Regions from separate parts of the Mus musculus genome. Here all the other regions are linked to region 7. A link is a loop called in an ENCODE intact Hi-C map of the cell type or tissue named here. Cell type or tissue: left cerebral cortex. All regions are shown on one strand. Each heading gives the region's core, and the rest is flanking DNA. Links, peaks and the distances in the headings are about the cores only.

The links. Hi-C counts contacts between places; a loop is a spot of excess contacts. Peaks named below come from ENCODE experiments on the same cell type or tissue, not always from the same donor. Only the 100,000 strongest peaks of a DNase experiment are listed, where the experiment ranks them.
Region 1: it touches region 7 in a loop (8-fold over the local background); 11 of 42 quality-filtered maps call a loop at or near these places.
Region 2: it touches region 7 in a loop (8-fold over the local background); 32 of 42 quality-filtered maps call a loop at or near these places.
Region 3: a loop joins it to region 7, with 4 times the contacts of the local background. A loop is called at or near these places in 32 of 42 quality-filtered maps.
Region 4: it touches region 7 in a loop (3-fold over the local background); 8 of 42 quality-filtered maps call a loop at or near these places.
Region 5: a loop joins it to region 7, with 6 times the contacts of the local background. A loop is called at or near these places in 13 of 42 quality-filtered maps.
Region 6: it touches region 7 in a loop (7-fold over the local background); 15 of 42 quality-filtered maps call a loop at or near these places.

The regions. Positions count from the first base shown.
Region 1 is chr11:46,300,278-46,304,698 of GRCm38, forward strand. All of the region lies in intron 1 of Cyfip2 (cytoplasmic FMR1 interacting protein 2), which reads right to left. Among named protein-coding and RNA genes, the nearest start is that of Cyfip2, 9.9 kb to the right of the region's middle. In left cerebral cortex, for the core only: a CTCF peak has its summit at 1,742 (motif pointing left); DNase peaks (open chromatin) are centred at 857 and 1,450; H3K27ac peaks cover 2,412 bases.
Region 2 is chr11:46,266,493-46,270,913 of GRCm38, forward strand. It overlaps Cyfip2 (cytoplasmic FMR1 interacting protein 2), which reads right to left. Exons shown (of 31, transcript NM_133769.3): 11 at 4,060-4,177; 12 at 218-337. Among named protein-coding and RNA genes, the nearest start is that of Fndc9, 33 kb to the left of the region's middle. In left cerebral cortex, for the core only: a CTCF peak has its summit at 2,660 (motif pointing right); a DNase peak (open chromatin) is centred at 2,663.
Region 3 is chr11:46,273,121-46,277,541 of GRCm38, forward strand. Cyfip2 (cytoplasmic FMR1 interacting protein 2) reads right to left here. Exons shown (of 31, transcript NM_133769.3): 8 at 3,659-3,787; 9 at 1,518-1,622. Among named protein-coding and RNA genes, the nearest start is that of Cyfip2, 37 kb to the right of the region's middle. In left cerebral cortex, for the core only: CTCF peaks have their summits at 1,072 (motif pointing left), 2,396 (motif pointing left) and 3,806 (motif pointing left); DNase peaks (open chromatin) are centred at 2,407 and 3,858; H3K27ac peaks cover 231 bases.
Region 4 is chr11:45,943,163-45,947,583 of GRCm38, forward strand. It overlaps Lsm11 (U7 snRNP-specific Sm-like protein LSM11), which reads right to left and starts at 1,773. Exons shown (of 4, transcript NM_028185.2): 1 at 1,300-1,773. The coding sequence starts at 1,750. Thg1l (tRNA-histidine guanylyltransferase 1-like (S. cerevisiae)) reads right to left here. Exons shown (of 6, transcript NM_001080969.3): 6 at 2,143-4,421. In left cerebral cortex, for the core only: CTCF peaks have their summits at 1,838 (motif pointing right) and 2,040; DNase peaks (open chromatin) are centred at 902, 1,218, 1,857, 2,427 and 1 more place; H3K4me3 peaks cover 1,937 bases; H3K27ac peaks cover 1,959 bases.
Region 5 is chr11:46,311,908-46,316,328 of GRCm38, forward strand. It overlaps Cyfip2 (cytoplasmic FMR1 interacting protein 2), which reads right to left and starts at 451. Exons shown (of 31, transcript NM_133769.3): 1 at 320-451. In left cerebral cortex, for the core only: no CTCF peak of the experiment used is centred there; DNase peaks (open chromatin) are centred at 462, 2,177 and 2,747; H3K4me3 peaks cover 920 bases; H3K27ac peaks cover 3,327 bases.
Region 6 is chr11:46,280,369-46,284,789 of GRCm38, forward strand. Cyfip2 (cytoplasmic FMR1 interacting protein 2) reads right to left here. Exons shown (of 31, transcript NM_133769.3): 5 at 3,789-3,890. Among named protein-coding and RNA genes, the nearest start is that of Cyfip2, 30 kb to the right of the region's middle. In left cerebral cortex, for the core only: no CTCF peak of the experiment used is centred there; DNase peaks (open chromatin) are centred at 2,451, 3,029 and 3,609; H3K27ac peaks cover 1,174 bases.
Region 7 is chr11:46,429,344-46,433,764 of GRCm38, forward strand. No RefSeq gene overlaps it. Among named protein-coding and RNA genes, the nearest start is that of Med7, 5.4 kb to the right of the region's middle. In left cerebral cortex, for the core only: a CTCF peak has its summit at 2,048 (motif pointing left); a DNase peak (open chromatin) is centred at 1,965; H3K27ac peaks cover 425 bases.

The DNA.
Region 1 (4,421 bases), core at 113-4,112, 130 kb before region 7:
CCCAGAACCCATATAAAGGTGAAAGGAAAGGAGAAAACCAACTGCAAAGCTACCCTGCCTTTCACACATGCGCACATGACTCTCCTTGCAAGTGCAGTGCACACACACGTATGCTCGCCTAGTTAGCTTTTTGTTGCTATGAAAAATCTCTGCCCAAAAGCAACTTGGAGAGAAATGAATTCATTTAACCTTATTGGTGATAGATCATCATGGAGGGAAGTCAAGACTGACACTTAAGCAGGAGCCTGGAAACAGGACCACAAGGGACACTGCCCACTGGCTTGCTGAGCTACTTTTCTTATAAGGTCCAGGCTCACCTGCCTAACGGATGGCTCTACCCACAGTGGTCTGGGCCCTCCTGCATCATTGGCAATTAAGAAAATTCTTGACCAGTGCACACACAATGCACACACACACTCACACACTACTAAATTTTCTTTGTTTAAAGACTGGCTTGCATGAGATTACTTTTTTGTAAAGGTTAAAGCAGAAAGGGTCTTCCTGATTGGACTAACTCAGCCAAATTAGGATCTCCTGTCTTCAGAAGAATCAACAATAACAAACAGGCTTGTTTGGGAATGCAGCCCTCTGCTCACACTAAAGCAGAGGCTTCTCACTGCCCAGCACTGAAGGCCATGCATGGCGTGTAAACCACAGAGTAGGTGAACACGGTCGTGATTTCCCCACTCCCCCACCGAGGCAGGCCTTGTCACTAAGATGTCTGTATGACTCTTTCATCTTGACTTCCCATCAGCACTGCCCCACAAATTCAAGAGGGTAGCAGCTACTATCTGATGTTCTTCTTAGATCACCGTTACTGAGAAATAAATGCATTCATTCATGCTAGTGATTGGCAGAGGCCAGGCTCACAGGATATCTTTCTTTCTAGTTCCGTGTTATTTTAGGCCATGCCTGCTTTTGTATCTTTTTGGAAAATGCTAAGCACATCACCTCCTTCCCAGGTTGGCTGCTTTTCCAAAACTTCCTCAGGACCACAAAACTCTCCTATGTTGGAAAGATGAGGAAACAGTCATTTGGGAGATTCACAAATATCTAGAAGCCGGGTAGTCTCCTTCTATTCAGCTATCCAGCTAGAGGACACACACACACAGAGACATATACTTACATAAGCATATATATGGAAAATACTATGCAAAGACATGTTAAAGTATAAAACAATTAAAAGGGTCTCATTAGTATAAAATGGGATGGCATTTGGGTAAGCAAGCAAAACCATCCTGCTTGTAGCAGAGGGTGGCAGGAAGCTTTGCGGGCATAGAAAGTGGTCACGGCAGGGTACAGCTCCATGGAGACCCATGCCCCGGAGTGGAGCCCCTTCGGACCTCAGAACCAGCCGAGCAGGCAGACGCTTATGTATGCTCATCTCACGGGGATTCCAGAGTGTACCACGCTGGGCCGTGCAGCCTCTGCTGAGTGGGTTGGGTGTGAAGAGCTGTACAGGAACAGTCTGCACAGACAAAGGCCAGGCTTCCCAGCTGTCAACCCTGTGGGAACCACTCGGAGCTGCTTTTAGGGGATAACCTATACTGAGGCTTCTTATTTTTCTCTTATGATCTCTTTTAAGCTAAGAAATGAAGACTAAGGGTATACAGGTGTATAAAACAGGTATGGGGCTGGTGAGGTGGCTCAGCGGGTGGGAGCGCTGGTGCGCTTCTGAGGGTTCTGGGTTTGGATCCTAGCAACCGCCTGGTCGTTCACAACCATCCGTGGTGAGATCTGACGCCCTCTTCTGGTGTGTCCAGAGACAGCTACAGTGTACTTACATATAATAGTGAATGGGTCCTTGGGCTAAATCGAGTTGGGCCAGAGTGAGCACGGCCCAAGGGAGCGGGTTGGAGTGAGCTAACGGCCAGAGCAAGCAAATAGGGCTGTCAGCCAGCAGGGCCAGAACCAGCATAGATCCTGAGTTCGGTTCCCAGCAGCCGCACGGTGGCTTACGGCCATCTGTGCAGCTGCAGTGCACTCATATACATGAATGAGTGAATAAATCTTTGAAAAAAAAACAGGTGTGCAAATCAAATGTTTTGATTCGAAATGTTTTCAGGGAAATTCATTTTCAAACAATTTCTTGGCATTACATACCAAACTATCATATATCAAAGATGAAAGTGGTTTGCATGATGATAAGATAAATGTGTGTAGTGTGCATACACAGGTAGATGCATGTTCCCATGTACGTTAGCATGTGTGTGTGAACATGCATGTGGAGGACCAAAGCTGACATGGCATGTATTCCACAACCACTTTCTATCGCACACACAGAGGTAGCACCTCTCTAATCCAGAACGTGCAGACTTGGCTAGTCTTGCTAGCCAGCTTGCTCAAAGGAGCGGGTCTCCAGGCTCCCACCTGGACTTTGACACCGGTTCTGGGAACCAAAATCTGCTTCTCCAGCCTCCCTGCCCCCACTGAGGTCCTCACTGAGCCATCTCTGTGGACCCTGTACTCGTTTATTGTTACGTAAATATTTCACCCTGTAAGGTACAGGATATCGTCAATGTTTTTCAGTTTGTCTACAGTTTGGTTTTTTATTTGTCAAAGCTGAAAACGCATTTCAGAAGTAGATACTACAGAGTAACAAATGCAAAAAACCAAAACAAAACAAGAAACAACAACAAACAAAAAAGCATGTTTAGAGCCATTTTGGAAATTGTTGGAAATTCTGTCATAATCTCAAGCCAAAATTCATTTCACCCCCCCCCCCAAATGCAGTAACTCAGACAGCAATTTTAACAATCGAACATTCCAGCACAATGCAACTGGATGGAGTATGAATTTGTTACATGCTGAGGAACAACAGAAGAAAATGTTGAAAGTGTTTGTTTTCTGTAATTATACCTTGTTGCTTTTTACTTGGCCAAAGTAAACTCACTACAATTGGAGCTGAAGAGATGGCTCAGTGGTTAAGAGCACTGGCTGTTCTTCCAGAAGACCCAGGTTCGATTCCCAGCACCCATTCAGAAGCTCACAACTGTCTATAACTCCAATTCTAGGGGATCTTACACTCTGTGAGCGTTGTATGCATGTAGTGCACAGACATGCATGTCAGCAAAACACCCAGTTACATACAATTAAATACAAGGAGCAGGTAACGGTGCCTGCTGACAAGTCTGGTGACTGGAGCTCAGTCTCTGAGACCCACACAGTAAAAAAGAACTGACTCCTGCCACTTGTCCTCTGACCTCCACAAACTTGCTATAGCACATGCTCATATGTGTGTGTGTGCGCGCACACACACAGCCCATAAATAAATAGTAAGTGGATAAAATATAATAAAACTAAAACTTTGTAAATGGATATTCATAGCAACATTCAACACAACTGTCCAGAAGTCCAGGAACTCTGAATATCCTTCAACTGACCCATCAATAAAACTGGTACCACTGTAAACATGATAGTATTCAGCAGTCCAGATACATACAATGATCCTAAATGCATGCATGAACCTTGAAAACACCATGCTAAGGACAAAAAGATTCACAGTGTATGAATCCATTTATACAGTGGGTCTAGAAGAGCTATGGAGACACAAACGGACTTGTGGTTGCCTAGGGTTGGGTGTGGGTTTGGAGGAAATCGGTGTATGAGGTCTCTCTCCAGACATGTGCTAAAATATTCTGTGACTGTGGTTGCACAGGTTTGTTACTTACTACAAATTATGGAACTGTATGGTTTAAATAGTAGTTGCCAGGTTATCCAACTATGTCTTAACAAAGCTGCCCCCCCCCCCAATTAGTATTTTTAGGAACCAATGGGTATAACATAAAAAAGTTGGGTACAGAGAGAGCCAGAGATGAAGCAGGAGACAGTGGGAGGGATAAACAGAGTGACAGCCAAACCCCTCCCTGTCGCATGGAAAACCCCTAAATCGGCTGTCCAGCCTCTCCCTTGCCTGGTTGTTGTCTCTCTGCGACACAGTCTCATTGCTCTAGAGCTGACAGAGATCTCTTGGTGTTGGAATGACAGGTGCGCATGCCCACCTCCACGCCCACCTCCACGCCCACCGCACAGTTCTCATCTCACACTGTGCTTCTGCTGCAGCTCCACTCTGCAGGAAAGACGTCCAGATGATAGGAAACTGCTGGGGCAGGGGCAAGATAGACTTTGAAGTTCAAAATGAACGACAAGAAAAAAAGAGTAGCTATCCTACAGAGTTCTCTTCCCAGTGACGCAAAAACCAGGCCCAGACATGACTCTTGCACGCAGTGACTTGTCTGGTTAAGGACTAACACAGCAATCTGGGAAGACAGAGTTTGATGCAGCAACTGACATTTAACTTGACATGAATTAAAAAAAAAATCTAAACTTTCCAATGGAACAAAACACGAAACAAGAAAAGAAAGAGAACATCACTTTTGGCTTGCTTTTATCAGTGACAAACCTTAATAATATAGATGTTT
Region 2 (4,421 bases), core at 203-4,202, 160 kb before region 7:
GGTGCTGGGTCCCACATGTGATATTTTTGTTGTTTAAGTGATGAAACTATTAATTTAAGGTCATATACTTCTGTAAATATATTAAATGCAGGTTTCAGTTGGGTAAGTATGGTATATGGATTTTTATGTTGAAAGACAGAGTGCCAACTAGAGGCAGATGCCCATGGATGCCTTGTGAGTCAGGCCAGTGTGAGGCCTGGCACCTCAGGACACTTACCACCTCCATGACATGGGCACTCCACTTGGATAGAAGCTGCAGGCCTCGCAGGGCCAGGTCAAAAAGCTCCCGGTACTCTTCATCCGACTTCTGGCTGTCCAGCCCTGAGCCTGTCACCACCTGGGGGACACAGAACTTCACACTCACCTCATGGGCCATGTGCCTGAGGCTCATAAGCAGTCCTCCTGTGATTCCCTGCAAGAACTGTGTGTTTGTTATGCTCCCTTGCTAGGTAAACTCGGCTTTGATAGGTGTCATGATGAAGGCCACAGGAAGTGTCATAGAGATCCCCACTTAGCCCTTCAGCAAAGGGTTTAACCCTATCTCCACCGTATTCACAGTAGGAAGTGCGCACCAGTAACTGCCAGGATAGCATCTTTGCAGGGAAATGAAACATGAATATGTATGCATGCAATGACCTTCGCCCAGCACTGTGACGTCACAGGAATCCTGGCTTCATAGTCAACTCCGCATACAGTGCTAATCGCAGACCACCAAAATGGTGTCACAGCTCACCTACTACTACAATGCCCCAATTAAAAAGATCTGGCACAAATGTCTGTATGTGTAACATTCCACATCATATACATGTATGTAGCCACACGGTATATGTACATGGATATGTATGTATGTGTACATGAATATATGAAAGTTGTCATCAATGATGGACAGTATCTTTGCAAATTTGCATCATCACTTCCTGTAATTTCCCAAATTAATGCTTGCAGCAACATCTCCATCCCTAGCAGACACCTGCATGCTCCCAGCTGAGCAGAGCCCTCTCCCTTTTTGGGTTGCAAGCAAACATCTTCCCTGCAGCTTAAGCAGTGTCAAGATGCCCACAGTTTTGTGCTTTTAATTAACAGTTTCAAACAGGGCTGATGTGTTATGCCAGTGGTTCCCAACCTTAATACAGTTCCTCATGTTGTGGTGACCACCAACTATAAAATTATTTTTGTTGCTACTCTATAACTGTAATTTTAATACTGATATGAATTGTGATGTAAATATCTATGTTTCCTGATGGTCTTAGGCGACCCCATGAAAAAAATCATTTGATCCCAAACGGGTTGTGACCCACAGTTGAGAACCACTGTGCCATGTAGTGCTCTATCTGCAGGAAAGCCATGGCAGACATGTTTAGAACACTTCCTTCAAACAGAAGTCACAAGGCTGCAACCCTCATTTAATCTTAATGATTCATCCAAAATTACCTATCTTTAGACAGAAATGGAGATCAAACAACACTCTCTGCCGATAAAAACACTGTGGCAAGAGGCTCATGGGAATTTTGATTTTTCTCTATGGGCAAAGGCTCATTACTTTTTAAAATCAGAGTTTATAGTGTTTTGTTCAATGCTACTACTGAAACTCATAAAAAACTGCACCACATATGCACATAGAAAGGTGTTCCTTTGGCCCTAGGTGTCTGAGGTAGTCTATAGCCAATGAACTCATGCAATGTTAGATGAGAAATATTTTGAAAAAAATGTCGTATCTGTAGTGTATGATTTTGTCATTACCCCCTATACACAGGAAACCAACTATTTATGGTGTGATGTTTAGCTCTCGTTGCCAACTTGGTACAATGTAGAATTGATGTCTCAATGAGAGATTGTCTACATCGAGTCAGCCTGTAGGTATGTCCATGGGTAAGTTAACTGGATGTGAGAAGATCCTGTCTACAGTGGGTGGCACCATTCCCTAAACAGGAGGTCCTGAATTGTGTTTGAGTGGGAAATTGAACTGAGCAGAAGCAAGAGGGCATGCACTCATTTCTCTCCATGCCTAACTGTGGACCTGACATGAGCAGCCGCCTCAAGCTCTTACCTTGTGATTGCCTCAAAGTGATAGACTCTAACCTGGAATTGTGAACTAATAAATAAAACTCTTTATTCTTTAAGTTGCCTTTTGTCAAGAGTATTTTATCACAGTAGCAGAGAGGAAGCTAGACTATAGGGCATTTACACATTATATTGTTTTATGAATAATAGAGACAATTGATGATATATTTGAGTATGCAGGTAGGTTATATGAAAAACAGCAACTTCTATAAGGTACTGGAACATCTATCGACTTCGGTGTCAGTAGTAGATCCTGAAGTAATCCCTTGTGAATACCAGGATGTAATAGTAATAATAATGATAATAATAAAAATAATAATATCTCTAGCCAGAATTAGTCACAGATGTCATAAACATGTGACTAGAAATTCCAGCCTCAGGACCAATGATTCTCCTGCTTATCTCAGCTTACTGGCACATCTAGAAAGACAGATACAGGTTTGCACTAGACATGGTCCTTGTGAACTCCAGGTTTACTGATCACACTGCCAGTATTTTGTCAGACTGATCCCCATTTCCAGTGAGCTGGGTTATGGTCATAGATACTTTCTGAGTCGGGGTTCGGAAAAGAATAATCAGTACGGCCATGGGCCACATGGTGGAGCCAGTGAGCAAACGTGGCCTCTTCCACACTATGGACGCTCAGATTAGGGACCTATGTCAGATTAAACAGCGCATATTACGTCTCTGTGAGAAAGGCATCTCTGGGAAGGTGCCCACAAAGACACATGATAATCAAAGTTAGTTCTGGGATGGTAGGATTCTATGGGATTGGTTTTGTTTATCTAATTTTTCCCTTAAGGCTATGAATTAATATTATATAATTGATATGGTCTATTAAAAAAAAGCAAAAGCTCAAAGCCCAATCTTTAGTATTGGGAGAGATCTTTATGGTGCTTGCACATGCGGACCACTGCGGTGTCGGTTTTCACACTCTGTTTCCTGTGGTACAGGCTCTCTTTGTTGCTTGACACTGCAGCAACATAGTTCACTGGGCTGTCTGGTCCACAGCACCCTATGTTGCTGTAGGAGCTCTGAGGTCGCAGACGCGTGCTACCACTGGCCTTGTGTTAGCTCTGGAGATCCTCTCTCCATTGTCCTCACGCTTGCATGGCAATGTTTACCCACTGAGCCATCTCCACAGCCCTTTATGGCCTTTTTACCCTTCTCGGATTCCATTTACATTATTTTTGCAAAGATCATATGACACAGCTATGCGTGTTTAAACAGTGTTAGGAGCAGTATTCAGAACGCTGTCTCTAGCCATTGAAGGTGACATGGGATGAGTCCTGTGCAGCTGATGAATACTTAGTGACATTTATTCCAGACACGACACATATGCCAGGCACCCCATTAATTATCTCAGTGAACCTTTCAATGTAAACACTGTCATTACCTCCATTTAAAAAAACGTCTGAATTATTTTTGATTGGCACAGCAACTGCAGATCTCTATGGGACACAGTGTAGACATGCAATACATGTTTACAACATGTGATGATTAGACGGGCTCCCTGGTGTACCTATCACCCCTGATGGCATTCTTCCTATGGAGGATCATAATTATCATCAAACACAGGCCCTCTACTGTGTGATAGAACATTAAAAGTAGTTCCTCCTACCTAGCTATTTTAGACCCATATTTTTCTTAAATAGTGGCTATTTACTAAAAGTACAAATACCCCCAAGAAGAAAGCCGGAAGGAAACTCTCTTTCCTATATGATTACCTCTGCATCTGTTAACAATACCTTCTCTCTCCATCACTGACTCCCTGCCCACGCCCACCCTCCTCCGGCATTACTAGCATTATGGCCCTTTTTGCAGGTGAAAGAATTGAGGCACAGAGATACTGAGCATCCATCCTAGTCTGACTCTGAGCCCACACTTCCAACAAGGCACATTCTTACCTCTGGCAGCGCGTTCTCCCTACTCCATGATGCCCTCTCTTGCCCAGCCTCTCTGTACAGCTGCGGACCCTGGACCAGCCACAGAACTCACCTCGCTGTTGCTGTAGCGAGCCAGCTCAGAGATGAAGCGGATGTGATCATCCCGGATCTGAACCATCTGCTCACAGATGTTGTACTGGGGGCTGATGCTGCTCTGAGTGCATGTCCACCTGGGGAGGAGAAAAACCACAGGATTTGTGCATGGGTCATGGCTCCAGGCACCTTCGTGGGACAGGCTGCTCCTGGTCCTCAGACAACATAGCTGGCTCCTCTGGGTGAAACCAAACGGTAAAGTGGCTGCCTACACCCCAGAGCCTGCTCTGTAGGCACCATGGCTAGAAAGAAGAGTCCTGTCTCTGCCTTCTCCAGATTTTTACCATAGGTGTTTCTGGACACCAGTGCACGATACTCACC
Region 3 (4,421 bases), core at 207-4,206, 160 kb before region 7:
ACACGAGGAAGGGAGGCTACTGTCTCCCTACATCTGTCTCTCCTGCAGTGGGTACAGAACCAGCAGCTTTACAAATACTATCTCAGCAAAGCCTGGCTGCATAGGCCTGCACTCCCAGATATTCATGACACGAAGGCAAGAGGATCTTATGTTCATAGGCATCATGCGCATTATAGTGAGACTCTGCCTTAAAATAAAGTTAAAAAAAAAAAGTTGGGATATACCTAATGATAGAGGCCTTAATTCTCATGGGTGAGACCCTGGGCTTAATTCTAAGTACTATAAAACCTAGTCACCCAACCATCCATGGTCTCAATCCATATATAACTAGACTGAGTCAGTCCTGCCTCCCTCCCTCGGTACTCACACAGAGATTGACACATAGGGAACTTAGTCTCTTCAGGAAATCAGACCAGATAGAGCAAAAGCCAGGATCAGAACCCTCAGCTCCGGGAGGTCTAGTTCATGACTTTCTCAAAGGCACTAGGAGGCAGTGGAGCCAGGCCTGGTTCTACCTTCCTTCCTCCTGCCTGAAGGCAGACATAGCAGTTTCCCAACATGGGGCCTGTTTTCACCCTGGGCAGATCTGTAGAAAAGCTAAGAAATCAAGCCACAAGACCTCTGTGACTCACACATCTCCTTAAGCCTCACTTAGTATCTGTCACGACACACTATCCCCTAGGGCAGATCTCACATCTGCAGGATCCAACATTACAGCCATGTCAGAACGAGGGTTCAGTTCCAGACGGACATCTCTTTGTTCAAACACCAAAGGCTTAACATTTACCTGCGAGTTTCTCTTAGAGAGTTTTGGGGCCCAATGGTCAGCCCTCAGAGGTGCTTGAGAGGGTACGCTTAAACAGAATGCTGTGAGCTATCGTGCCTAAAGGGCAAACATGAAGCCACTTAGAATCCAGTGTTTCAGGGCTGGAGAAGAGGCTCAGCAGTTAAAAGTACTCGCTGCTCTTTCAGTGAGGCAGGGTTTGATGCTAGGTACCCACATAGTGCTCACAACCACCTGCAACTACAATTCCAGGGTATCCAATGCCCTCTTCTGGTCTCTGTGGGCACTGCATACATGGTGCAGACACATCCCCAGACACAACACCCCTATACATCAGATAAAAGTGAAATCTTTTTAAAAATTCTACTCTTTTCTTCTGTCTCCATGAGCTGTAGAGTGTAATGAAAATTCACATAGGTTTTGACTTCTAGGATGCAACTATGCCTTTAGAGGAAAGATTTTAGGAAAGGGGAAAGGGACATGCAAGAAGACTTACAAGGCCTCCCGTGGAATCCCAGCGAGTCCTGAGGTTGAGCATCACTCACATGTGGGCAGTAACCTTGCTTTAGTGAGAGCAGCTGGGGCCTGCGCTTTATCTTCCTTTTCCCTGAGAATCTTTAGATGCCTGTGACCATCTCCACAGCTTTCTGGCCAATGCCATCCTTTCCTTCCACCAGGGATCTAGGCCCCAGTAATTCTGTGCCCCTGCTTGGCCCCAGCACCAATTACTAACCTTAAAAAACTTATCAATTTTGCTAAGGTTGATTCTCTTCTTGGCATCCAGTTTGTAAATGTTACTGACATTTCCGTCCATCAGATAGAGACCAAAGCCCATCACCTAGAATGAGAAAGGGGCCACGTGTAACATCCTCATCACACCTCCAGAGCAGCTAACAAACATGGGGGCTGTGATGCATGCGTGCACACGCATGTGAGCGTGCACAAATTCACTGGCATCTTGTAGAGACACACGTGCTATTTCAAAATCACACACATTTCCAAATTAAAACAGAAAACACGTGCCTAATTTCAACGAGGAATTTAGTATATTATTACAGCAGTTACTCTGGGGCAGCGGCTGTGGTTAGGGTTTAAGAAGGGTGGCCTCGATTCTAAAGATGAGGAATCAGAGACATAGAGAGGCTGGCTAGAGAGCTTGCTGGAACCACAGACACACACACACATGTTGTTGAGACGATCTGCAAAGGGCTTAGCCTAGGATCTCCATCCAAGTGTGGATTTATAGATCCTCCGAGAGAGAAAGGACCTTGTTGTTTCCCAGAGGTGTTGAGAGGCAGGCACTGGAATAATGATAAGTGACCACAAAGTTCTCCAGAAAAGCAACAATGTGAAGGCCATTGTTAAAGAGCAGATCTCCACCCGAAGATGCTGATACTCCTGATCTGTCAGCCCACCTGCTAGTCACTTTAGGTAAAAGAGCAGCCGCAGGGACAGGGGAAGTCGCTCCTCTCTGTACCTTTATATCTCACGGGGGTGGGGGGGAGGGGGAGGGGGCTAAGAGAAGAAGCAGAGGATGCCTATGACAGCTGCTTCCTGCCTGGTGCATTCTGTCTTGCGGCAACAGCACCAGACTGTCCTGTGAGGGCTTCCATCGCCCCCTGGTGGCCTCTGAGCTCACTAACCAACTGCAAAGAACCAACCTTGCAACAGCTCAAAACAATGCTGGAGGCCTGAAGAGGATAGAAAACGTGTGTGTGTGTGTGTGTGTGTGTGTGTGTGTGTGTGTGTGTGTTGGTGATGGTGGTGTGTGGGGGTGGGGAGGAGCAGGTCTATGCAGACATTCAAGGCTGATAAGAGAGGAAGGCCCAGAACCTGAAGTCATCTAAACCTGCTTTGAGATGGAGTATCGTAAGGCAGCCTGCGGAGCATGAGACTTGGGCATAACTGCTGTACCACCCATGTTTGGACTAGGGAGGAAAGGCGGTTAAAGCTGGGGCAGCCTTTGCTGGTTTCTGACAGCCCAAGGAAGCTGGAGTGAGCGAGTCACAAAAGCCATGCTGCCCTGGGCTATGGTTTCAATATGTTTCGTTTCCCTGAACTCTGGCAAGCATTTAAGCCCCAAAGTCACAGGGCCATGACTTTAAGAGGGTGAAACCTGATGGATGTGGTAGCCTACACTTGTAACCCAAACGTTTGGGAGGCTGAGGATGGGGTACTGAGAATCCAAGGCCAGCCTGGGCTACAGAGAGAATGTCTCAAAAAAAGAAATGCATAAATTAATAAATAAAAAGAGGTTGAAATGTAACCTCCTAGTTATTTAAAGATAGGCCTCTTGGAACAGAATTGGATTAGCTCTTTAGAGGCCCCATGACTGAATACTGGTGTTTCTATTTGGGGACACGAAATAGTTCCACCATGGCATGCCCTCAAAGAAGCCCAATATCACGTCCAGTCTCCAACATTGTGGGCTAATGGCCCAGTCAGTCACGTGTGCTTGAGGCACAAGTCTAAGACCGGAGTTCATTCTCTAGCACCCATGTAAAACCTGGCATGGTGGAGCACGTGTGTAACCCCTATGATGGAGAGGGAGAGGCAAGCCAATCTCTGAGCTTGCTGGTCGGCTCTCCAGGCCTAATGGGTGAGCCCTGGATCCCAGTGAGAGACAGCACGTCAGAAAAAAAAGATTTGGCTGGAGCGATGTCTCGGTGGTTAAGAGCAGTTACTGCACTTGTAGAGGACTCAGATTTGGTTCCCAGCACCCATGCTGGGCAGCTCACAATCGCCCATAACTCTAGGTCTAGGTTATCTGACACTTCTGGCCTTTAAAGACACCCACACTCGTATGCACACACCTATACACTCACGCACGCACGCACGCCTGGCAGGAAGCTGTGTCAGGAGGGGAAGTCTTACCTTGAGCAACATGTGCTTTTCACTGGGCGTCAGGTACATCTTATTCTCATAGTAATCAACACAGATGTTGACAATGTCTGCCAGCAGCTCCTCATAGCCCGGGATCACTTCCAGTTGCTGGTGAAGACACTAAACAACAGCGCCACCCACTGGTCAGGCGGAGCAAACATCTTCCTGCACCACCCAGAAGGCCCAGAGCTGGGCTGAATAAGTGAGCACTTTGATCCCTACCTACTGAGGTCCCAGGAGGAGGGAGCGTTCCTGCCAGCAGGGGCTGACACCTGACTCCCCTTGGATGCTAGGCATTAGCTGGTTGTCCCTGTTCACCTCTCACACAGGAGCCTAATGGCAGACAGCCAGTTCTAAGGGCTGAGTTATGTACTCTTGGGCAGCCCAGCTTTACAGATAGGCCCTGCAGTAATTGTTTCAAGGGTCTCTATGAGGTTTCTTCAGACAAAGGCAGGGAGAAGACCCACCCAGGGAGGGAGTGACAATAGGTAGGTATCTCTTTCCTGGTAGGATCCAGGAGCATCAACAGTTACGGAAGGTTGGTTTCTCTCTGTCCCTTTCTCCCCATGGAGGCAAACGAGGCCTGCAGGATACTCTTGGATAGCACTGGGGGAACTCTCTACAGAGAGCAGGGGCCTGAGACTCCATATCCTTCTCTAGTGACAAAGAAGGCCCTACTACGGCCAGGCCTTTGGGATGTCTTGGGAGCAGCATCACAATCCCTCTTGTGTTGGCCTGGGTCCTGCAGACACTC
Region 4 (4,421 bases), core at 158-4,157, 490 kb before region 7:
AAACCCAGAACTGCTCTCAAGTGTTTCCCGAGACAATCTTGGTAGCAAGGAGGTAGCAGGAATAAGTGTCACACTCTGAGACTTGGGTGCAATTCAATAACCTCACAGTGGCAACACACATAGGCAAAAAGAAAGTACTGTAGCAGCTTGTTCCAGAGCCAGGCACGCTCTGTCTTTCTGCTCCGGCTGTGAGAGCCAGCTCTGGGAAATCCTGGCTGTGCTGGGAGGATCTGGTACAGTATGCCAGCCCACAAAGGCTCCGGCAGCAGCGCACTGCTTTTCAGGGTCTTTCTCTCTTAATAAACAAATTTCTAGGAACATAACAAAACAAAATCTCTCACTGAGTTCACACCTTCCATTCCAAAAGAAGCCACTTTAACATTGTAACGATTTAATTAGCAGGCTACAGAAGCTATGACTGGCTAAGTAGGTCATTATGTTCACAGGGCAGATGTCATAACTATTTGATATAGCCCTAGGCTGTTTTTATTCCATTTAAACAAGATCTAAATAGCACATTAGAACCTTTGCTGTTTAAGGCTTCATTCATCCTGCGGATCTATTAGGAAGCTGCAAGAAATTCTCTTGTGCCATTTCTACCTTTAGAATTTTAAAACAACCTGCACACAGGGTAACCTGAGCCTGACAGATAGTCCTGCCCCAGCCAGCCAGTAGCTGTAAAACCGCACCTGTGTTTTGGTAGCATTCTGTGTCTGCGGCACTCCAACACTAGTGATTTAATGTGAACACAAGCCGATCAAGTCCCTGCAGCCCAGGCGGAAACGGCACCCCAGGCGGGGCTGTCAGTTCCCATGCTGGGATAGGAGACGTCTCTTGTGCTATTATGTGAACATATCCATCTCCTCACTCTCCACCTGACCCTCAAATCCCACACACCTTCAGACTGGCTGTGCTCCAACACAACTTCTGTACACCTCCTCAACTCCCTGCAGTGGTCCCCAAGACCTCTCATCATTTCTGCAGACCTCTGATGTTCGCCCCATCCCCCCAAACTGTCTACAAGCCCTACAATCGCTCCGTAAGCCTCATCACTACCGCAGCCCCTCTGCAGCTCCTCACTACCTGGGGGACATTCCTCCGGACATGATAGCCTGTGCAGATCTCCCCCACCCCCACCTCATCCCCACCGCCGTGGGTCGTCACTCTCCCTGTTCCTCAACTCGTGCACAGTCTCTGTGACTCACAGGTGACCGTGCCCGCGCCCCCACGGCCCTCGAGACTCCCGCAGACGCCCTTTGCAAGCCCTGCCTAGACCTCCGGCCGCCCCACAGCACTCACAAGGCATCCGCGTAAGCACATTGCGGGGTGCCTTCTTGCTGCGCCCCGGGCCCTGGCGTCGCGCTCCGGCCGTGCCGTCCGTGTCCTCCTTGACCACCATGAGCCGGCGCAGGCGCTGGATGCGCTCGGGATCCGGGGTGGGCGCGGCGCGGCGACGGGCCCTGGACGAGCTCCCGGCTCCCGTGGAGGTTCCGGTGGAGGTTCCCGCCGAGGCCGGCTCCCCCGTGCCCCGAGCCCGACCGCGCCCGGTGCGCCCGCCCTTCAGGAAGCTCTCGTACTCCGCCACGTTGTTGAAGCAGGGCGCGTTGGGGTAGGGAATGGGCGGCAGGCGAGGTGCGTACAAGGCCAGCAGCGGGTCGAAGCTGTAGGAGCTGACGTCCAGCCGCGGGCTGGGCGGGCTGGCTGGGCTGCCGGCGCGAGCCGACCTCGCCCCCCACTCGCGCTCCTCCATGTTTGAAAGGCCCGCAAGCAGAAGCCGATGGGCGGGAGGAAGGAGCCGAGCCGCCAGAGGGCGGCACTGCGCAGCCGCAGCCGCGGCTCAAGGGGACGCACTGCGCAGCCGCGGCCACCAGGGGGCAGCATAGATTCGCTCTGGAGAGCAGCAGGGGGCGTGGCGCAAGGCAGGGGCGTGCTGAGAGGCGTGACCTGCTCAGGCCTCGCTCCGCCTCCACAGACAGCAGACAGGTTGAGGCTGTCCTCTTGACCTTTTTGTTACTAAAGAAGATACTGTTTATTAGTTCTCGTTTCCCTCCCCCATTGATATTAACTATCTCTTCTGAATTTGAGATCTAACGTCAACAAAATATACAAGTAGGGACACATTATTCGAAAACAAAGCCAACATTTTGGAGGCAGTAACAATTAACCATTTATTTAGTAAAACTCACTGATATTCACAGACAGCTTAGAATGGTTGATGCTCCAGACTCGGGGGGTAGACCCCAAGAGCAGCATTTTAAAGTCCCAGGATGTTCTCTGTTGTTCGGCTTGAGCTGGAGGCAAAGGACAGGAAGACAAGACATATCCCATTTTTCATTCCTGTTAAGTATATTCCTGATGTGGATCAGGCTAGCCTGTCTAAGCTCAAATTACTGAGCCTCTTTTGAGTTCTTATTGTCGTCTGAAATATGACAGGAAGGGTACAGAGTATACAGTGGGTGCATGCTAGATGGTTGAGTGCTATAAAAGACGGGTGACTACATCCTCACTTCCTTTCCCTGCCCACTAAGTTTAGAGAACACTTGGTATCAAAGAAAAGAAAACTGACTCCTTGATGTTCTCCTGACTACTGCAAAATCCAAAGAATCAACACTATTTTTTAGCTCTAGTTCAGCAAAAACTCTTTAAGATATATTTCATGTGTATGCTTGTCGGCATGTATGCCTGTGCACTATGAGCAATCAGACATACACACAGAGGCCAGAGAATGCTGGATCCCCTGAGTTGTGCTCGTTGTGAGCTACCATGTGGGTTCTGGGTCTTCCTTCGGAAGAATAGCCATCTCTTCAACCCCAAAGGAATGGTTTTAAAAGTGAGACTCCTGGAGGTAAGTCCCTCCCCATCCAGCATAGCTGTCTTGCTTCTTGCCATCTCCAGCCACACAAGTCATTCTCCGAAGTGCCACCACCTTCTCAAAGTATCAACCGGCATTCAGCCCGCGCTAGCTGCTTTGGGGTCTTCTTTACTTTCTGTAAGTTTGAAAATGTGGCCCAAAAGAACACTTGACTATCTTTAAGACAGAGATGAAACTTAGCACACTGCCACCACCGTGTGAGCTGCATCGTAGGAGGGAAACACACAGACGAAATAAAGAGCAAGCTTTGGGTAGGTAATGGTACTTGATGACACTTGTGTTCAACCCCGGTTTATTGCTTTAAAAATCCCCTGCCTGCATGAAAACTTCCAGCACCATTCAATGACTGAAAACTTCCAGCACCATTCAATGACTATCTCAGGGCATGCCCAGAGGGAGACTTCCCTGGATCTGAAAGCACACACTTTCTCCAGCGGTTGTCAATGAAACTTGGGTCTTTATTCCCTACTTGGCCAATTTTGATATAACATGCTATCAACCTACCATTAAGTTAAATTTGCTCATCAGGAGCTAATGATCTTACTGCCTCTCTAGTATGCTGAGGGAATTGCTTGCCCAAAGTGCTATAATGTTCATAGCTGTGTATCAGAAACATTTGGGCTTTTAAAAAAATCACTGAAGAGTCCCAAACATCCACATGGATATCTTACATTGGCACTTTCAAATTCAACATTCAAATGAACATTTTAAAAAAATGTACCCAGAGGTCTCTGGATGTCTGCTATGTGGGGACATGCATCCTAGCTTAAGACAAACACACAAGTTAAACTCATTCTGTAGGAACCAATTAAGTAGGCCAAGGAGCTGAAGTCTTTATTATACTTTTTTTTCCTCTTAAAAAGATTTTAGCAGTTACCAAACATGAGCTCTATTGCTTCTTCCTGGGGAGAGGGGAGAATGGGAAGGAAAAACACCGGCATCGGCAGATGGAGTGTCAATTAGTGAGGGATGAGGCCAGACGCTGCTCTTTCAAAAATACATTTTCTTCTTGGCTGAAAATCCTGTAAATGCAAGACCAGGCAGCAGCAGGACACGGGTTGTCTTTTAATTAATTCCTAATGGAGCCAAATAAACTTTTCCCTCTAAGATATGAAACAGGGTCAAGGGAAATCATGATTTCCCCACTGAGTTCAACACCTTGGGAACAAATGCCTTCCCATCCCCACTCTCTGCCCCTTGCCAGTTCCCATCCTGCCATTGGTGGGAGGAGCTATTTAAAAACCTCTGCAATCACCAGTGACCCCAAGCCCGACTCGACTCCTTTTTGAGAGCCTTGCCATGTCATGCAGTTTGGCTTCAAATATTTGGCTTCTCCATCCTCATTCACATTCGCATTCACACACACACACACACACACACACTTCCCTCTTGGATGTACACACATATACCTTCCTAAAATACCTTTTCTTAAAGAGAGTTAAGCGACTGGAAACTATGTTGTTCGGTAAGAGATGTCAATGATTATGGTAACAATTCCAGAAAAATCAATCCTGGAATGGTGCAGGATCCCCAAACCATTCCTCCTGTG
Region 5 (4,421 bases), core at 180-4,179, 120 kb before region 7:
CGGGTGGCTCCGGCCCAGGCCACGCACCTGCTGTGGCTGCCGCTGAGGCTGCTGCGCGGAGCTCTGCGCTGTACCCACGACTTCTGGAAAACGCTCCCTGCCCAGGGCGCCCGGGGCGGCCGAGGGGAGAAGGGACAACACAGGCCTGTAGCCCGGCCTCCAGGGACCTGAAGCCGTGTAGCCTCGGGCGCCAAGCCAAGCGCCCCCAACGGGCTGGGAGAAGTGGCGCCCGCCCCTCGCGCATCCTCAGGAACGCATCCACCGCCTAGGCAGCATTTCGGTTCCTGCATCAGCCCTGTTGTCTCCGAGAGTCCCTTACCTGGCTCGGTGGCAGGTCCAGGGGAGGGACCCGAGGCTACCGCAGGGCCCCGCGCCGGGGCGCAGGATGCTTAGCCCCGCTCCGCCGCTGCGCCGGCGGACCGCCGCGCCCCGCCCGCGGCCCCGCCTCTCCGCCTGCCGCGGCTCCTCCCCTGGCCGCGGTGCCCAGCCCCTTCGCCGCGGCTGCTGTCACACAAAGAGCCGGAAATGGCTGCGGCGAGGGGCTCCCTGCGCACCCCTGACCTGCAACCTCCTGAACCCATACCTTCCAGCCTTAGAGTATCCAGCCTCCGGACTCTGGAGGTGGAGGAGGGACGACTTTCCTGCTGCCGCCTGCATCACCAGCGACACCTGCCACTCCAGAAGGAAGGAAGCGTCAGCTCCTTTCGCATCTCCCCGGTGTCAAATTATTTTCATATAGTCATTTATTCACCACATCTTTATCGACTACCTGTTTTGTTCCAAGCATCTTGCCAAGAGCCAGGCACGCACTAGTGTGCAGTAGAGCCCCTGCTCGCTTGGAGCTTATTATTTGCCAGCATTAACTGACCTAACAGGAGTCCAATGACAGCTGCTTTCCCAAAGAAGGGAGCAGGCTAAGTGAGAGGTTGAGCCCTTCCACCACTTGAAGAATAACTTCCCAGAGGGCACGGGCTCAGAGGGCACGGGCTCAGAGGGCACAGGCTCAGCGGGAGAAAGCGCTTGCAGCCAAGCTTGATGATGACCTGAGTTCGATTCCCAGGATCCACAAGGTAGAAGGAGAGAGACAGCTTCTGTATATTGTGTTCTGACCTCCACCCACATGCATATATGCACATTACACAGACACACAGACACATACACACACCCATACACACACACAATAAATAAATGTAATAATTTAAAAACAAAGAGAAACATCTACTTCCTTTCCATTTCTTAGTGTAAAAATGTACAGCTATTATGTGTGTGTGTGCGTGTGTGTGTGTGTGTGTGTGTGTGTGTGTGTGTGTGTGTGCGCGCGCGCGTGCCCATGTCGATCCCATTGAGGTAGAATTGACTCGTGGACAAAATCATGATAAGCTGACTTTTAGGCAAACCTAGGAAGGAGCTGAGGAGACAGAAGCCTCTTAGATGCTGCTTAGGGCTCTTCAAAGAATCCATTGCTCCTTGAGACATAACTCGGAGGGCTTTAGGTAGGGATGAGGCCAGCTGCATTCAGTCCTGACCTGAACCCACCCCAGCATGGTACTGCTCTGAGTGGGAGATGCAGTACCTGCAATAAAGGGAATAATAGTTGCTCTGGGTACCATATATATATATATATATATATATATATATATATATATATATATATATATATATATATATGTGTGTGTGTGTGTGTGTATGTATATAAAGTATTTATTTTATTCTGTGTGTATGGGTATTTTGATTGCATGCACATATATGTGTACCGCATGCATGCCTGGTGCCAAGAATAATCTGGAACTGGAGATACAGATAATTGTGAGATGCCATGTAGGTACTGGGAATTGAACTCAGGTCCTCAAGAGGAGTAGCCACGGCTCCCAACTGCTGAGCCATCTCTCCAGCCTGCCCTCTTAGGGGAACTAATTGGAAAGTACTTGAGAGCCTGATTTATGTATAGAGCAACAAGGAATAAAATCTTGGGTCATGAGAACCTTCTCCAATGCTTGCCAGACGCCACAAACTTAGACTTGCACAGTTGTTCCCTGTAAATGGCTACTGATAGAGGAGCCACTGTATGCAAATCTCAGGCAAGGACTTGAGAAGACTTAGCTGCATCTCACATGCTTCCCCCGGGGCTCAGAAACCACGCTCCCATGTGGTTTGATGTTACATCACTTGTCTAATTTAAACTGCTATTTCAGAAGCGATGACTTACATATATAGCGACACACATACATTTTCCCCCCCTTCTGATGCCATGTGAGAAAGCTGTGGGGGTGTTTGTGGGGGATGGCTTTAAAAACAGAATTCAGGTTTCGTCTTACTTTAAAATTCATTTTTTTTCAACCAGGATCCTCAGGATTTCAGTCCACAGTGACTGCAGACGCTTACGAATGAGAATCCCCATTCCTTGGGTTTTCATCCTGAAAGGCAGATTATTTGAGGCGTTTTTATCTTCTCAGAGACATATTTCTCCATGTTGCTCCTTCTTTGTCTTTTCTCTTTTCAGAGAGAATCTGTTTGGAAACAATAGCACAAAACAACTGATATTATGTATGTGGTTGTATGCTATGCCATTTTATTTTCCCTGGCTGCTGGGTTCTATCTGCCCGTAGAGGAGGTGCACCATGGGCTTTTTACATTAAATGCCACAGACCTGCCTCTGTGTTTGAGTTTTGCAACCAACTGAAGAGCAATCTTAAGCAAGACGTTTTACCTCCCTCTCCCGGTTTCCCCATTTATAAATTTAACTAGTTTGGCTACACTCCAACATGCCTCTGTATGCAGAGAATTACATAAGTTGAAACAGAGGGTGTTTGCTTCTCAGAGTAAGGGTGCTTCATTAGCTTCACACGGCCCTTGGGACGGAACCCAGCCGCTAGGGTGGCCTCATAGGGACCTCATGATCTATGGTCTGTCAAGGTTCTTCCCATGTGAACAAATCTGCTATGATTCAGCTAAAAGGATCCCGTTAGTTCCCTAAAGCTGATGTGTTCTATCGTCTGCCTGACCCTTGCACAAGTCAAGCTTCTTGATGGGAGGCTCAGTTCTCTGGTTCCGTCCTTCTTCGGTGCTTTCTCCTAGGTCACCTGCTTGACTTTGTTCATCCTTTCGGTATCTGCCTTGCTGTTACTCCTCCCAAATTCCTCCTTTGGCTGGGCTAGGTATGGAGTCATCCTTTATGCTTCCATATCCCATTTACTCCCTGGGCATCCTTCATCCTTCTCATATCCCATTTACTCTTCTGTTGTCACAGCTGTGCCTACATTTGGCTGCATCCCTCAATTAGACTTTATCCGAGAGCGAAGGGATGTCTATGTCTTATATCTTGGAGGATCCTCAGAGCCTGGCATGGACTCTGGAAAATAACAGTTCAGAAAAAATGGGTTGAATGAAGTGCTCAAGGCAAACCCTTCCACTTGACCATTAAAATTTATTTGTAGCTGTTTGTCTGCTACCCTCAGATTTCCTTCATATCTCAGCTCAGGCAGTATGGACAGCAGTGAGAAGACATGGGCTACCGAGGGAGAACAGCTCTGCCATTTGCAAAGTTATAGGTTATATATTAGGGTTAGCAACAGTGCTTGCCTGTAGAAAAGGCTCTACTGAAAGACCATCACCAGACACGGCTTTATGGCCACCAGTAGTGGAGGGACATGGATGGAAAACAGAACATAATAACTATTACCCAGAGCATCACTCCATTTAACCTCCACAACTACTCTATTAGGAGGATACAATCATGTGTTTCACTCGATAACTGAAGCTAAAGCCAGTTAAGATTCTTGCCCAAGGTAAATGAATCCAAACCTAAACTGTCTTCCACAACTGCATGCCTCGTGCCCTTTCCCAGAGAAAAATCTCTGTATTCATATGCTACCTTATTCCAAAACACTTTTAATGTTCATTGCTGGGACAGAGTATATTGAAGTTAAAACATAAATGAGCTGGTATAGGTAAAGGCATTTGTGGCCAAGTCTGGTGATAAGGGTTCGATCCCTGGGCCCCCACATGGTAGAAGAAGAGAATTGACTTCCTCAAATTGTCATCTGACCTTTATATATGCATGGTGTCACAGATGGGCCCACACACATACATATAGTAAGTATAATTAAAAGGAAAAATAATTAAAAAATCAGTGAAGAATTTTGTAAGAAGGAAGAAAAAAAATGTGTAAATGCAAAAGGGAGGCAGAACTAATTTTAATTCCAAATGGAAAAAAAGACACCTCCACATACTCACTGTGTGGCACTTTGTATTTGGTTCTAAGCATTTACATTGCTAGGAAGCAAAGAAACACCTCATCATCAGTCATGCAATTTAGATCGGTCACTATATAATGCTCTGCATTGCCTCAGGCCCACAAAGGGGAAAAGTTACAGAATGCTGACTGGTACCAGACCCTAGCTCTTTCTCTAGGGAAGTAGGTT
Region 6 (4,421 bases), core at 118-4,117, 150 kb before region 7:
TATCTATCTATCTATCTATCTATCTATCTATCCATCCTATATACTATATATACTACTATACTCTATATACACTACTATACTATACTATACTATACTATACTATACTATACTATATAACCACGAAACCACTGTAAGGGCTGAGGTCAAGCAGAAATCAAAACAAGAAGGAAAAAACCAAAACTGTCCTAAGGATCATATATGCCAATTGATTCATAGAAAACAAAATAAATTCTTTGCAGCAGAATTTCATACTTGATATGGCAGGAAATGAAGAAGGGATGGAGGTTGGGAAGGGCTCACAAAACTGTTCCTCTAGGGAGAAAGACTGAAGTCACCAAGAAATGACCTTGTAGGGAAATAATTTGAAAGAGAAGGAGAAGGACCGGGACAAGGGAAGGAAGGAAGCATGAGCCATCCTGCAAAGGCCCTGAAGCTGTGGGAGGCCTAAGGAAGCATGAGGCTGGCCTCAGCTGGAGTAAGCATACAGAAGAGCCAAGTCAATACTGTAGGGGCTGTGGCTCTTAGAGGCTCTCATGAGGGCGCATGTGTGTGTAGTATAGCCTGTATTGTGGCCTCAATAATAATGCGGAGCTGACAGCAGACTGCAGGGGCAGTCAGGAAACTTGCACACCTAGGGTGCATTCACTAAGTGACCCAGCACTCCACTCACAGGGACCTGCTTTTCCTCGTTTGCTGTCTACTGCTGTGATTAAACAACACTGTGACTCAAAGCAACTTGGGGAAGAAAAGATTTCTTACATTTCACAGCTTGCAGTCTACCCTGAAGGAAGTTGGGACAGGAACTCAGACAAGAACACAGAGGCAGGAACTGAAGCAGAGACCACGGAGGGTCCACAGATTGAGCAGTCTGCTTCTTATTTAATCTAGGACCACATGCCCCGGAACAGCCCACAGTGAATTGGGTTCTCCCACACCAATCATTCAAGCAAATGCCTGCACAGACTTGCCTACAGGTCAGTCAATAGAGAATTCTCATCAGTCAATCAATTTTCTCCATATGACTCCAGCTCCTGTCTAGTTGACCAAACCCTAACCAGCTCACAACCCAAGAGAAACAAAGAGCCTGCAATGATAGAGAAGCTCTTGCAGGTGTCCAGTTTTTATCCCTAACAGACCCGAAGGGAAAAACACCCTCACCTATCACCTGGTAAATGGATGAATGAAATACGGTGTATGTGTGTGCACAGTGACATGGCATTCCGTCATTAAATCAACCAACCAACCAACCAACCAACCAACCAACCAATTAGGTTCTGTCACCTGCTACAGTACAGACGACAATCAAACACACCCTGCCGGCTGCAAGAGGCCAGGCATGAAACATCATGTCCTGTATAACTTCATTTGTAGGGAAATGTCCAAACAGGAAATCCACGGAGATAAAAAGTCATTTAGTGGTTGCCTAAGGCTGAAGGGAGAGGGTGTTGGGTAGTATGAGGTGATGGTTCAGGAGATTTTTTTCGGAGGGGTGAAAACATTCTAGAACAGATTACATGATGAATACCCAACTCTGTGAAGACACTAGAGCATGCTGGGCTGTCACTCTACCTGGTAAATACGATGTCAAAAAAAATCTGTCACGTGTGTGTGTGTGTGTGTGTGTGTGTGTGTGTGTGTGTTGGGCATGGGGGAGGAGAGTAGTTCAAAAGCAAGAAGAAGCAAAAGTAGTAATGGAGGGATATCGAACAATAGAGGGGGAGGAAGAAGAAGAGAAAGAGGAAGAGGAGAAGAAGGAAGAGGAGGAGGAGAAGAAGGAAGAGGAGGAGGAGGAGTTGGAAGAGGAATGAACACAGGGAGGGAAGCGTGTGGAAAAGAGGATCTGTGTGCAGATGTGAGCTCCCTTCCACTCCAAGGCCTACCTTGCCCAACTGCCAGCTCGTCTCATCAAGGACCAGCAGGCCACAGCCAGTCCAGTTAGGCTTTCTGCCATGATGGAATTGTTCGCCACCAACAATGCTCACAATGGTGTAATGATTACTCTCAACTTTCAACTTGATGGAAACATACCCTGGGTGTGTCCAGGAAGTATGTTTCTGGAAAGGTCTAACTGAACGGGGAAGGCTTCCCCTGAATGTATATGTGGTATGGCATGACCCCATGTCCTTGGAGCCCAGACTGAGTCAACAGGAGAAAGTGAGCTGAGACCAGCTTCCACCTCCCCCTACTTCCTGACCTGGGCACAACCTGACCACTCCTCATGCTCCTGCCAACACGCTTATACCGCTGGGATGGACTGTACCTTTAAACTGTGAGCCTAGTACGCCTGCCCTTCCTTGAGATTCCTGGTGATGCTTTATTTGGCATTAGAGTAACTAATGTGGATGGCCGCGGTGGCTGCTGAGTGCTTAGAGTGAGCCTCATGTTGCTGGGGAGTTTCACTGTTAACTGCTACTGTTTCTATGCTTAGCCAGTGGCCACAGTGCGAGGCACATGGCAGTGAATCATCCCAGCCTTCCTTTCTTCCATGTGCACCTCTTTAGGGGAAGCTCTTCATTTATCTCTCTTGGATCTGCTTCCCAAAAGAGACTTTAGGCTCTGGGAAGTCAGGCCATCTATGACAGTAACAACAGCTGTGAAACACTTTAAGCTGTCATAGGGCCCTCCCGTGCTCCTATAGAGAGACCGAGTTTATCTTTTCCACCACCCTGAGAGGCAGGCTTCATTTCCCTGTACTGGTGTGTGCGGGTGCCTGTATCCGTGTATGTGTGAATGTGCACGTGTATGTGTGTGTACACATGTGTATAAAATGAGTCACACACAGTTAGGAAACAGCAGTGCTGGGTTTTGACCTAGCATTGCTCCTGACCCAGGCTGAGGCACTTCCCCAGTATAGTCCTAGCTCTGGCCTAGACACAGTAGAGCCTGGCCAGTGTCAATGCTCTATGCATGGGACATATGTAAGGGTGTGGGTTGTATATGCTGTGTGTGGGGTACAGACCAGCTTTGAGGTGTTCTCTACCACCCTCACAGTTGCCAGTGAGTCCCCAGGAAGTGACTGGCTGCCCACGCCTTCTGTCCTTATACGTTATCTCCCTCACTGTGAAGGCCCTTGGCCCTCTCCCTGTTCTTCCTCCTCTAAAAATGACTCTTCCAGAGCTCCCGACTGGTCTCCTGCTCCTCTGCACTCCTCCATCCCAGCCTCTTCCCACCTCCATCTCCCAAGCATTTCCTACCTAGTGGCCAGATTTCCTAAAAGCTCAGGTCAACCCACATCACCCAATCCAAAGCTCCAGGCTCACAGTGCCCATCTCATGGGTCCCCGTCCTCCCACCCCAAGCCTCCCCTTGGGCCTCTTCCTTGCTTTCACTGTTTTATAGCTCACTGTCCTTCATTTCTTGAACACACTGATCCCTCCAGGCCTTGGGGCTTTGCAGGACCTCTTGTCACCCAGTTCGTAGCTCCATGCCATTGTCCCTAAAGCGGCAACTACTCGTAAATACTCTGCAACCTACAACTGTTGTAAATTGTATTTTACTCAGGCCTTTACCTTGTCCTAAAAACTAGTGTGTATTTTCGTCACTCTGCACTCCAAGCATACACAAACTCACTAGGACACATCCTCTGTGGAGGCAGGGACACCTGTTGGCTTGGCTCACCCACAGGGGTGTAGGTGGCTCTCAAAAATACTAGCTGGACAGAAACAAAATGACATGGCACCAAAGTCTAGATGTGGAAGGGTGGGGGACTTCGTGAGCCTTCTGCTGTGGACCCGCCCACACACCACTCACCTGAGCCTTCTGCTGTGGACCCGCCCACACCCCACTCACCTGAAAGTACATGAACTTCATGAGCTTGGTGACCTCTGGCTCCAGCACCTCCACCGTCTTCTCGTAGATCTCGACCCGATTGGGCTGCTCATTGCACTTCACCTGTGAAATCGAAAGGCGGCTTCATCATCTGGGCTCCCAGCTGCCACCTCAGGAGCATGGCTCACCAGTGGAGCACATGTGGCATCGTGTCGTGGGTGAAAATGGTTAGGGTCACTGTAGCAAGAGGGAGCTGTAGAAGACTGACAGGCCCCACAAGTGCTCCCTGGAGACTGGCTGTGGTAAAGGGGCCAGCTGATCCCAACATGGGGCCCTGCTCCTTTCTCTGCCGGCCTGTGCCCGCCTTTACAGTTGGCTACATTCGTATGTCCATGCATGTGCTCTCCTCTTATCCCGATGCACACGACCATGAACCAGTCTCCCCAGCCATATCCAAGTTAATGATGGGTAACCTAAGCTGAGTCATCCAGGGACCCATTTCCTCTGTCTGGTGCTTTTAGTCAGCATGTACCTTAGTATCACATGCCATATGTTCTGTGAACACACATGTGCCACGCCTGCTAATAGGCTGGCTGGGTGTGAGAGTGAGCCAATGCATTTTTTTTCTTTAGTGAATCATTATGTAGCCCATGC
Region 7 (4,421 bases), core at 273-4,272:
TAACAATGAACAAAATCCAAGCCATACGCCTGCCTGTAAAATGTGAAACTGCATCACCACCAAACACATAACCTATGAAAACACAAGCTAGTTTTTGTCAGAACAATAACAGAAGGAACCTGCTCTATGAGAGATACTTTCCAGAAAACGAGGAGATAAGCTACAGAGTGGGAGAAATAACTTGCAAAAGACATATCTGATAAAGGTTATTACCCACAATATTAAAGGACTCAAACACAGACAGCAAGTGTGGGGGAGATGGCTCAGCAGGAAAAGGGACTCACTGTGCAAATCTGCCAGCCTGAGTTCAACCCCTGAAGTGCACAGAAACGTGACGAATGGGGGCGGGGAAAGATGGTCAACATCTTATGACATTGTCAAGTTACAATATGGAGATGCAACTGTGGATCTGTTGAAGTTGCTAAAATTCAAAACATTACCAGCAAATACAAAAGGAGCTTGTTCCCTGCTGTGAGGAACGGAGTTGTACAGTTACTGTGGAAAGCAGTTCATGTTGTTTTGTTTTTAACAAAGCTAAGAATCATCTTGCCATGAGCTCCAATAATCACACTCATAGGTCTCAAAATAAAAATCTTACACCTGCATAACAACGTAGGGACTCAGATTTACAACTTTACCCAGTTTCTAAAACCTGGAGGCAACTAGGATGCTCTACCCCAGTTCACTTGATGGAATGTTATTAAATGGTAGAAAAGAAGATACAAAGTCAGAAAAGAAATGGAAGAATCGTAAATAAAATAGAAGAAAACTACCAGAAAGCATTATATATGACTCCAAACTATATGATATTTTATGAATGGCCAAATCATTCAAACAGGGGGTGCAGAGATGGCTCAGAAGTTAAGAGCACTGACTGCTCTTCCAGAGGTCCTGAGTTCAATTCCCAGCAACCACTTCATGGTTCACAACTATGTATAAGGAGATCTGACGCCCTCTTCTGGCATGCAGTCAAATATGCAGATAGAATGCTGTGTAGATAATAAATACTTTTTTTTTTTTTTAAATCTTTCAGACAGCCGAAAGGTCAATGGCTTACTGTAGTGCCTGGAACACTGTATGTGCAACACCTTAGACAATAAATACTTGAGGAATCAACACTGGAAGGTTGATACACTATGAAACCCTAAGAGCCTAAGAGCCTGTCACCCATGCAGTCTGGGAAATAACTCCAGCCTTCCAATGAGAAGGGTTGTGTAGACTGCCTTTTGGTGGTAGCAATGAACTAAATATGGAACCCTTCCTTGTTTAAAATGGTCATATTTGTCTACCATAGATTTTTCTTGTCTTAAATTTTATTGTTTGAATTTTTAATTAAAATGTTACTTGCCTTAATTATTGAGTGTTGGCCCAGTTCCCTTTGTTGGTTGTGTTGGAGAGTAAACTCAGAACCTCAAGGTGATCAACAGTACCACGAGCTACACCCCCATTCTCCCTCCCCTTAAACAGAGGCAAAATGGACCCTGACATAGAGTGATACTGAGGCCAGGTAGCTCATCTTTATACGCACCTCATATTCAGGACACATGGAAGTGTTTTCTTCTTGCTTTCACCTTTATCTGTAATCCATCTCTCACTTAAAAATATTCTATAGTGGCTACATTCGAGATTGTCTGAGCCAATGGCCAGGTAGGCCAGCAACCTATTTAGAGCTGCACAAATAAAGCGGGTGCACAATTACAATTACAGCTTAATAAAAACAGGGGAGCGAGGTGAAAAGGCAACACAGCAGCCATGATGGTGGCACTGAAGCATCTAGCACATTCCAGTTCCTGCATTTGGAAGCAAAAAGCTAGGAAATGACTTCTCTGTGAGATGGGTGCCTGAGGTCTATTATTGGATAGACATTGGCGAGACCCAGAGATCCTGGTTATCCGAATAGAAGGTGAGAAATAACACGTCAACACTAAGCACACTGCAGCCTGGCAGGGCTGTGTAAGACAGATGGAAAGTGGGAGACTGTGGGAGAGATGAGCACAGAAGCCACAAGGCCTGAACTTAGCTGATCTAGTTACTGCTGCCCCCTGCTGGTAAGACAATGTAAGGAGCAAAGCAAACTGCCCCTCTGTACCAGGCTGTACCAGGTCTCTGTTCTTAGGTCAGTGATAAGTTTGTTTACACCAATAAAGCAACAGCAACAAAACCAAAAAATGATTATTATGGATTGAAGCTATACTGTATATTTCATAAGAAAACCCCTTAAGCAACAATTTTCACTGGAAGTGAATCCTTTAAATTATATGTGTATATATATATCTATATCTATGTAGATATAGATATATACTTTTTATTTTTATATTATATTTATACATATATTATATGGACTACATAAACATATATATGAATGTATATATATGTATACATAAAATGCACGCATACATATATACACACTATATGTTACTATATATAGTATATATTGCAAGATATGAATAAACAGATGCTGGCCACAACTAATTTCATTTGCTAGCTAGCTTCTAATTCTTCTACTGAGACAGATTAACAGGCCAGAAATACAATATAACTTACAAACAAGCCACAGATTATTATTTATGAACCTGCTTTCTATCAATGGTACCACAATACCAGCAGAATCAGTGAGATTCTGAGGTGCTGAGAAAAATTAGATTTCTAAACACAAAAATCCAACCAAACAAACAAACAAATGGAACCTTGATTCTTACCTAAACTATGAATGGAAATAAATCTGTCCAAAGTTATAAATCTCAATGCAAATCTTAAAATCATAAAATCCCCTTACAATGGTTGGATAAGCATAGGTTCTTGACTAGGATGCACAGAGTAGGAGCCATGCAAGAAAATAAATGATCGGCTGGAGAGATGCTCAGTGGTTAAGAGCACATGTTGTTCTTGCAGGCAGGCGACCTGGGTTTGATTCCCATGTGGTGACTCACAACCATCTGTATTTCTAATCCCAGAGGATCCAAAACCCTCTTCTGGCCTCTGTGGGCACCAGGCATGCATGTGGTGTGCTTACATACATGTAGGCAAGCACCCGTACACATAAGTAATAAAAATAAATCTTAAAAAATAGGAATTGATAGGACCTTACTGAAGCTAAAAACCCTTGCTGTCTAAAAGATACTATTAGGAAAAGTTAAAAGACCAGCCACAAGTTCTAAATAATATTTATGACACATATATTCAGTAAATAATTTATCATACTTAGCATGTATGTGAGTGTGTGTTTATGTGTGTGTACTCACACAACTCCAACAGAGAAGGCAAGCCATTTTTTTTAATTGAGTGAAAAAACTCAAGCAGTTTTTCAAGATGCATACAGCAAATAACTAAAGGAAAGATCCCTTAACACCAAGTAATGACAAATTCAACTGCTGCTCATCAGTCAGGATGGCAAAGCAAAAGCACAGTTAACCAGGGCAAGCTGAGACGCAGAGCCATTACAACCCAAAGGTGTTAACATTACAGTCACCCGCTCCTGTGCGTGGGGAGAGGGCATGGATGTGCGTTTTATAGGGAGTGTGCACTAGGTTCCTTTCAGACTCTTAACTCAAGACCATCATGGAGACCTCGGTCTTGTTCCAATTGCTGTTTCCATTACCCCTGCAACATTCACCTCTTTCCATATTCACAGCTGATTGCCAAAGTCAGCATCTGTCCCTCCCCTAAGTGCCCTCTGCAAAGCAGCTGGCCTGAGCCCACACCATCATCACACATGTGCATTATTTTGTCCCCACAGCCTTTATCACTATTCGAGGTTCTTATGTTTGCATCCTGTTTGTCTATGTCTCTCTGTTGGAAGGCTGGATATATGTCTTTATCCTTCTAAAACAGTGCCTGGCATGGTGGAGAGACATCATAAAGATGTATTGTATAGATGTATTCATTGTTAAATTTAAGGTTTAAATTTTCCATTCAGATTTTGCAAATGCAGTAAATATTACATAAAAAATAAGTGTTTATTACAGCCATATTTCCACCAGCTCCGATCATGGTATGGATTTCTTAGGCACCGTTACTTTGTATTTTACTGAAAAGACCACCAAAATGAGACTCAAGAGGCTGACATTCTACCTCAATGATGTCACTCACTAGCTGTAAGACACTGGCACTTTGGGCCACATCCAGAATTTTATCTCAGGATGAAAAAAAATGAGTGCAAAAACAAAAACAAAAACTCAAGTATGAACTGAGATGCTCACAATCCGGAGATTATGATAGCAAACCCTGAGAGGAAAGTCACGCTGCAGAGCTATGGCTATGCAGACGCTGTCTCTCTAGTAAAGTCACATGAAAGCTCTATTTGAAACTGATGACCATATACTAGTTCTCATTTATCTAAGGGGTTGCTTTCAATTGCTCATGGCCAAATATGATGCAAAGATACCAAGTGGAAAATTGCATGCATAAACTTTTAAATCGTG